Linked DNA regions of Homo sapiens: region 1 is linked to region 2. The links are chromatin loops, found by intact Hi-C in ENCODE. Cell type or tissue: heart right ventricle. All regions are shown on one strand. Links, peaks and the distances in the headings refer to the core of each region. The heading gives the core; the rest is flanking DNA.

Region 1 (4,208 bases), core at 209-4,208, 100 kb after region 2:
ATTAAGCACCTACTATGAGCCAGGCACTGTTATAGGTAGTGGGGATATGACAGTAAATGAAATAGAAAATTCCTACTTTCTCAGAGCTTACATTCTAGCTGCCGTGAAGCAACACAGGTAATTAAAAATATATGTATCATGCAGGTGACAGTGTATAGAATAGAGTAGCCACTAGCCACATGTAGCTATTAAAATTTTTACAAACTAAAAATTCAGTACCTCACTCTCACCAGCCACAATTCAAGTGCTCAACAGCCACATATGGCTAGTGGCTACCAGACTGGCAAGTGCAGATACAGAGCATTTCCATCTTCACAGAAAGGTCTTAGGACAGCACCATGATAGAGTGATGGGGAAGGGATGTAATTTACATGGGGTGTTGAGGGAAAGCCTCTCTAATAAGGAGACTTTTGAAAGAGACCTGAGTAAAGAGGGAGTGGGGTGAGGGGGTGAGCTAAGTTGATAACTGAAGAAAGAGCTTCCAAACAAAAGAGTATCATTTGTTTGTGGAATTGTTGGACACATACCACTTAAGGTCCCTTTCAGCACTTAAAATGGGTTAAGAGTTCCAAGTTCTTTTAAAAATGGCCTGAGGCCCACCGCCCTGTCTGGGATGTCAGGAGTGCCACTGCCCGGCTGCCCACTGTCTGGGAAGTGAGGAGTACCTCTGTCCGGCCACCCCGTCTGGGAAGTGAGGTGCCTCTCCGCCTGGCCACCACCCCATCTGGGAAGTGAGGTGCCCCTCTGCCCGGCTGCTGCCCCGTCTGGGAAGTGAGGAGCGCCTCTGCCCAGCTGCTGCCCCGTCTGGGATGTGAGGAGCGCCTCTGCCCAGCTGCCGCCCTGTCTGGGATGTGAGGAGCGCCTCTGCCTGGCCGCCCCACCGTCTGGGAAGTGTGGAGCGTCTCTGCCCAGCTGCCCACTGTCTGGGAAGTGAGGAGTGCCTCGGCCCGGCTTCTGCCCTGTCTGGGAAGTGAAGAGCACCACTGCCCGGCTGCCCCACGTCTGGGAAGTGAGGAGCACCTCTGCCCGGCCGCTGTGCAACCTTCCAAGTGTGAAGTGACAGCCTTGTGTGTGATCTTTTCTGTCTTCCCCAAGTTTGCATTTTTGACATTAAAGTTTACTTTTTAATTAAAAAAAAAATGGCCTGAGGCTTTAGTTTTATTCGAATAAAGCATGCTACAATTCCATTTTCATTTTTCAGAAAGCAATACTTCCGTGGGATACCCACTCCCTACTTAAAAGCATTTCTTGGCCAGGCATAGTGGCTCACACCTCTTAATCCCAGCACTTTGGGAGACCAAGGCAGGAGGATTGCCTGAGTCCAAGAGGTTGAGACCAGCCTGGGCAAGATGGTGAAACCCCATCTCTAAAAAACAACACAAAAAATTAGCCAGGCACGGTGGCCCACACCTGTAGTCCCAGTTACTTAGGAGGCTGAGGGGAGGATCACCTGAACCTCCCAGGTTGAGGCTGCAATGAGCTGTGATTGGGCCACTTCACCCCAGCCTGGGTAACAGAGTGAGACCCTGTCTCAAAAAAAAAAAAAAAAAAGCATTTACTGAAGTCCCACAATATTTATTAGAAACAAGAAAGAGAATATGTTTCTTTTAGTTCCCTCAGTCAATTTTCCTAAAGCCATGGGACCTAAAGGCTTTTGTCAAACCCTTTCTTAAAAGCTCAATTCTCCCCTTCCCCAATCCGCTAAATGACTGTCTTTACTGACATAATTTACTCCCTTCATTGGGAACTGAAAAATCATGGTTTTTTCAAATTGATACTTAAGCATTTTAGATTAACCAGGTGAACTACCTTTCAGAGAGAATGTAGCCCAATTGTTGCTAAATCTGTAAAGCAATACACAACTTTGAAGCAAGAAGCTTACCATTTCATATTTTAAATCCTAGGGCTCTCATGCATTCCTTGTGGGCCTCAATTAGATGTCCACAGTGTTCTTCTCCTTTCTCGATGATACTATAAAACAAAATGTACTTGTTATCTAAATATGCATTAAGCACATTATTAAGTATGCATGATAGTGATGGGGAGTGAGACAAAACACGGGTATAATGGAATGTAGCTGGAATTAAAACAAACGCTATTACCTCAAACAGCTTTGTTTTTATTTGATCTTATGATATGCCCATGCCTATGAAGACATTCCACAGATAAGTGATTTTGGGGGGGAAATCTGATAAGAAATAATCACGCATATTAAATATTGCCTCTAGTCAATATCCAAGGAGTAACACTGCTCTATAAAGAAATAAACTGAGTAAAATATTTATGCTAAATGAAGGGCACAGAGAACAGCTCAATTTTTTGCTTATTATCACAGAGAAATTAACTTTCTGATTTTGCCCTACATTCAAACACAACCAAATAAATCTACTTCTAATTACATCAAAAACATCTGGTAGCCAGGAGACCGAGATAAACACCCCCTCATGATGATCAAAGAATATTTTACTTGTAAAATTCACAAAGTAAAGACTAGGACTACACAGCTTTATTTCTAAGGCCTGAAAATGTGATTTTGCAAATAATCAAGTTAAGCCCAATTCAATTACAAGGAAAAACTGACTCCTGACTATGGATATTTGGGGAGAACCCACGTGGTCTGAGGCAATCGAGGCAAAGGGAATTTAACAAAGGGAATAGGTTCTCCTTCCATGGAAACTCTACCCATCCTTCAATAGCTCAAGAGCTGCCTGCAAATGGGAGATTGCCTGGGATAGTGAGATCATTGTGAAGATAATAGCTAGCATTCATTGATCATTTATTGCCATGTATACTGTGTTAGCCACTTGACATGGCTTGTATCATTAACCTTTACAATAATACTGGAGGGAGTTTCTTTTATTAGAGTCATTTTACAGACACATGAGGCTCAAGGTCACCAAGTTAGTGGATTAAGATTCAAACCTTGACTGTGGATCCCAGACTCTTAATCATGCTGTCATACCATTCAAGGTTCAACAGCACTTACTGTTACCACTGGAACAATTTGTTCAGACTAGTCTTTCAATCCTACCCGTATTATTTACAAAGTACTGAGGATTAATAAAAGCACTGAGCTCCTACACTCTTATTATCCCATTATACCACTAATGATTTCTTTCTTATATCTACTATCTGGGAAGACAAAAGGGGCCAGAGGAAGAGATGCACATTCACGTTATCTGAGGACGTCCTCTAATGAGATTTGCTCCACAAGAGAGGCTATATAAAATGAGAACAAATCTTTTGTGGATTGACAATCTAGATGAACTATTCTTAATACTTTGTCCCCTGCGTCGTAGACTGATTGATTTTCAACTTTTGGTTGTCTTAAAAGGGTTGAAGCGTAACTCTTCAGAACTGTAAGGAATACACTCTGTGTCCTACTGTCTCTAAATTTTGGGAGAAAGCCTTAGAAATTACCAGAAAACCTTTCCTGTTTGGTCTTAACAAATCTATCATAGCCCTTACCACGTCGTATACAAGTCACTGGTTTATGTCTCCATTAACTTTAAGCTCCTTTATATCAAGATGCATCTTTATCCATGTCTACATCTTCGGACCTAACGCAGTGCTTAACCCATAACAGATACTCAACACACATTTGTAGGAAGGAATGAGTGGTTGAAGCTTGCCGTTCTCCTCTCTCTCCATCGTTTCCCGGTACTAAGCTACGGGATAAGTCAACAGAGACCCGACCACGAAACCTACAAGGCCCAATAATTATCTCCAGAGCGCCGCAATGGGGCGGGGCGGGGCGGGGCGGGGGGGGGGGGCAGACAGGGAGGAGGAGTGGGGGAAGGGGGGAAGGAAGAGGGCAGAGGGCAGAAGGCAGAGGGCAGAGGGCAGAAGGCAGAGGGCAGAGGCCGTAGGGCAGAGGCACCGGAAGGCACAGGCCGCGGCCCGGGGCTCGTCGGCCGCGCCCTCTCCGGCTGCGCACTGACCACGCATCGCGCGCCTTCTTGGTCTCCGGGCAAGCGCAGCAGGGCTTCAGCGGCTTCTTCTCCTGAGACTCAGGCGGGGCAGGGTTTGAGTCAACCAGACCCGGCATCTTTCGCGCCAAAAGCAGCTATGAGCGGAGACAGCCAAATCTATGCCAGCCTCGGCAAACGCCGATTCGTCCGCAGTCACTTCCGGCAGTCGCTCTAAAAAGTACAGGAAGTCCTGCTTCTCTCTGACAGGTGGGGAATTTAAAAGGAGCGCGTGCGCAG
Region 2 (4,516 bases), core at 261-4,260:
CCTTTGATGATGGTGGGGTTTTGGTGTGGATGTCCTTTCTGTTTGTTAGTTTTCCTTCTAACAGTCAGGACCCTCAGCTGCAGGTCTGTTGGAGTTTGCTGGAGGTCCACTCTAGACCCTGTTTGCCTGGGTATCAGCAGCGGAGGGTGCAGAACAGCGAATATTGCTGAACAGCAAATGATGCTGCCTGATCGTTCCTCTGGAAGTTTTGTCTCAGAGGGGTACCCAGCTGTGTGAGGTGTCAGTCTGTCCCTACTGGAGGGTGCCTCCCAGTTAGGCTACTCGGGGGTCAGGGACCCACTTGAGGAGGCAGTCTGTCCATTCTCAGATCTCAAACTCCACGCTGGGAGAACCACTACTCTCTTCAAGGCTGCCAGACAGGGACATTTAAGTCTGCAGAGGTTTCTGCTGCCTTTTGTTCAGCTATGCCCTACCCCCAGAGGTGGAGTCTACAGAGGCAGGCAGGCCTCCTTGAGCTGTGGTGGGCTCCACCCAGTTCGAGCTTCCCGGCCGCTTTGTTTACCTACTCAAGCCTCAGCAATGGCGGGTACCCCTACCCCAGCCTCGCTGCTGCCTTGCAGTTCGATCTCAGACTGCTGTGTTAGCAATGAGTAAGGCTCCGTGGGCGTGGGACCCTCCGAGCCAAGCTCGGCATATAATCTCCTGGTGTGGCATTTGCTAAGACCATTGGAAAAGTGCAGTATTAGGCTGGGAGTGACCCGATTTTCCAGGTGCCGTCCGTCACCACTTCCCTTGGCTAGGAAAGGGAATTCCCTGACCCCTTGCCCTTCTCGGGTGAGGCGATGCCTCACCCTGCTTCGGCTCTCGCTCAGTGGGCTACACCCATTGTCCTGCCCCCACTGTCCGACAAACCCCAGTGAGATGAACCCAGTACCTCAGTTGGAAATGCAGAAATCACCTGTCTTCTGTGTCGCTCACGCTGGGAGCTGTAGACTGGAGCTGTTCCTATTCTGCCACCTTGCCTCATAATCCTTGCCTGTGACTCTTGACACACTGTCCCCCAACTTCCTTGGCTGCCTTTCCCCATTCTCTCTGCCCATCTAAACATCTTTCTTCCTCAAAGGACCAGGCCAAATGCCATTTCCCCAAGAAGCTTTCCTGACTCTTCTAAATCTCCATCTGCTCTTTCCCTTCTCTGAGATCCTATGTCTGTGCCACTCATTTGGCATCATTCCAATCCCTCCCCACCCCCCCAAATTTATTGAGTGCCTACTATGTGCCTGGAAGGGTTCAAACATTGGGGAAGCAAAATGGCTTGACTAGGAGAGATAAGGACAACATGGACCGATCCTAAGAAAAAGAAACAGTAGCAGAAAAAGAGCAGGGCAGCTAGCTGAATTTAAGTCTGCAGTGTGGCGAAAATGCCAACAAAATATTGCGAGACATGAGTGGCAATATGACATACCATGGCCAGAAATTATCTTTTTGGATTCTTTCTACATGAACCCAGATCCTTATTGGAATATTACGTCCAATTTCAAACTAAATGTGGAGAGGATCCGGCAGAAAGTAACAAACAATAACAAAAAGGATGCTAAACCAGGCAGCTCAGAGAACAGAGGAATGGGGAGCCAAGATGTTTTAGATGGGCCAAATGATTTTGAGGCCTTTGGTAATGATCCTCTGTGGCTTTGAGGTGTTTCTGTTTCTTTGTTTTGAGCTAGTCATGGCCATAAATGCCTTCTACATCTGTAGGCGACCAAACTGGAGAAAATAATCTACATGTAAGCAGGATAAATTTTGATTGTGTTTAAGGAAGCATTTTTTTTGTGTTGAAGCTGGAAAAGGTGACTTTCAAAGAAGGTTGCAAATTTTTATTGCCTGATGCTTTAAGAAGAGAAGAGACAAATCCTGTTTGGGGAAAACAGAGATTTCTCTGCCTGAGAGTAAGGGACTATGGTGGAATCCCAGGCAGTCCACGATTCTAGGACCTGAGGCGTTAAATGTCACTGCCACTGGCTGCCACTCCCCTGCCCTGCCACACTGTCCACCAGAACCACTAACGAAGTTACAAAAGTCACCCTTTTCAGTTTCTATTTCATTTTCCCTGTCCCCTGAGAAACAGGAACCAAGGACTAGGCAGTAGGAGAAGCCAGACATGATCTATGCTTTCAAAGTGGGTCACCATGGCGTGAATGAATTAGAGCTGAAGGGTCATGGAAACAGCCTGTTCCTCCTCCCTCTCTCCTCCCCAGCTCTGTCCCCCACTTCTTCCTTTTTTTGTATTATTCTGAAAAGTGAATCAAACAGTTGCCATTTTTTTTATATTACGTTGGTCCACAACGTCAAAGGTCATGGTTTCCAGATTTCGGAAAAGGAATTTGATTCTGTTCCTAAAATTAAAGAGAAATTGCAAGGCTTGGATGGAAAGGGGAAGTTCCCCTTCAATAACTCTTTCTAGAAGGGTCAACATTTAAAACTTAACGTGTGGCCGGGTGCAGTGGCTCACGCCTGTAATCCCAGCACTTTGGGAGGCCAAGGAGGGTGGATCACTTGAGGTCAGGAGTTTGAGACCAGCCTGGCCAACATGGCAAAACCCCATCTCTACTAAAAATTTAAAAATTAGCTGGGCATGGTGGTGGGTGCCTGTAATCCCAGCTACTCCGGAGGCTGAAGCATGAGAATCGCTTGAACCTGGGAGATGGAAGTTGCAGTGAGCTGAGATTGAACAATTGCACTCCAGCCTGGGCAACAGAGTGAGACTCTGACTCAAAAAAAAACAAACAAACAAACAAACAAAAAAAGTTAACCTTATGTAGATATTTACCTATTATTTGAATACGAGAAGGAATTTGACCACTTGAGGGCCTGATTTATACAAGTACCACATGATGAAGAACAGGATTTTATGGAGTGAAGATCCTTAACAGCACTCTCAGATTGAATCTCTCCTGAGCCTTGAACTGATTTCTCCAGTGGCCACTGGGGTTGCGTGACTCCTCCAATGGCCCCAGACACAACTAAGAAATGTGCCTAAACTGGCTGCCATTTGAAACCTTTTGGTGTCCTTTGTTTAGATGCCCCACCCTAAACTTCAGGAGTTCTCTCCAGAGAGTAATTTTAGGAATGAATGCCAGAGACCAAGGGATGAGGGACTGTTGCCTCATCAGAGGGGGAAGGAGCTTGCTGGAAAAACAAGAGGAACAAAATGTCCCCTGACTAGATTTTTCTTTACCTTTTGTCTCAAGGACTCTTCTAGAAATAGAAATAAGAGTAGATTCATGTACATTTGCCCAGGTTGACCCCAGTGGAGGAATTGTGGGGCAGAAAGAATGATAACATGAAAGAAAGATAATTTCAGTAAGGCCCCCCAAACTTTTGGTTTAGGGAGCAGTCACTTTTTGTTTCCTAGAAGCTGTATTTTCACCTACTGAGATTCTAGCAGGCAGTGAAGTCCCCTTAGGATGGGACCGTGTGCAAGAGCATTGCTGTTTCATTGTAAACCCTGGAAGCGGAACTTAGGACTCAGCTGGCCAGCTGAGCTTCTCTTCCTGTGGGAAATCCCAGCGAAACCAGGAGAAAGGGAGCAACAGAGGTCATCTGCCAGGAAATGTACCAAAGAAGATTTGAAAATTACTGGTGGATCTCCAGAGCAAAGGCTGGAAAGCCCTGACCTACAGGAGCGGGCTACTGCATTGTTGGGAGGAGCAGGATTCACATCCACATGGACTTCCCTCGGGTCTCTTTCTGCTCTGCAGAGAGGGGTGGAAGCTGCTCCTAGGGTTTTTTTTTTGTTTTTTGTTTTTTGTTTTAAGATGGAGTCTCGGTCTGTCGTCCAGGCTACAGTGTAGTGGCACGATCTTGGCTCACTGCAACCTCTGCCTCCCAGGTTCAAGCGATTCTCCTGCCTCAGCCTCCCGAGTAGCTGGGATTACAGGCATGCACCACCATGCCCGGCTAATTTTGTATTCTTAGTAGAGAGGAGGTTTCACCATGTTGGCCAGGCTGGTCTTGAACTCCTGACCTCATGATCCGCCTGCCTCGGCCTTCCAAAGTGCTGGGATTACAGGTGTGAGCCACCGCACCTGGCCACTCCTAGGTTTTAAAACACCGGTTTGTATCCACTTATCTCTTTTGCTCCTCTCCATATAGTCTCCCATCTCTACCTCTTGCTATATTTGATTCCTGCCTGCTTGTTAGAATTACGGTGCATATCTTAGATTTTTCTTTAAATACCACTTTTAGACTGTCATCAACAAGAGGCTTAAGGCTCTTTGGGAGTGGGATATAGAATATTTATTTATTTATTTAGAGACAGGTTCTCACTCTATCACCCAGGCTACTGTGCAGTTGTGTGACCCTAGCTTATTGTAACCTTGAACTCTCAGGCTCAAGCAATCCTCCTGCCCCAGCTTCCTCAGTAGCTAGGACTACAGGTGTGCACCACCACACCTGGATAATTTTATTTATTTATTTATTTTGTAGAGACAGGGTCTCACTTTATTGCACAGGCTGGTCTTGAACTCCTGGGCTCAAGTGATCCTCCCACCTCTGC

The links. A loop is a pair of places that touch in the nucleus more often than their neighbours do. Peaks named below come from ENCODE experiments on the same cell type or tissue, not always from the same donor. Only the 100,000 strongest peaks of a DNase experiment are listed, where the experiment ranks them.
Region 1: it touches region 2 in a loop (8-fold over the local background); 31 of 110 quality-filtered maps call a loop at or near these places.

Annotation. Positions count from the first base shown.
Region 1 is chr3:119,673,263-119,677,470 of GRCh38, forward strand. It overlaps COX17 (cytochrome c oxidase copper chaperone COX17), which reads right to left and starts at 4,144. Exons shown (of 3, transcript NM_005694.2): 1 at 3,942-4,144; 2 at 1,883-1,971. The coding sequence starts at 4,048. The coding sequence ends at 1,887. In heart right ventricle, for the core only: no CTCF peak of the experiment used is centred there; a DNase peak (open chromatin) is centred at 4,189; H3K4me3 peaks cover 1,911 bases; H3K27ac peaks cover 4,000 bases.
Region 2 is chr3:119,568,332-119,572,847 of GRCh38, forward strand. No RefSeq gene overlaps it. Among named protein-coding and RNA genes, the nearest start is that of ADPRH, 8.9 kb to the right of the region's middle. RefSeq lists an enhancer at 71-572. In heart right ventricle, for the core only: no CTCF peak of the experiment used is centred there; no DNase peak of the experiment used is centred there; H3K27ac peaks cover 2,945 bases.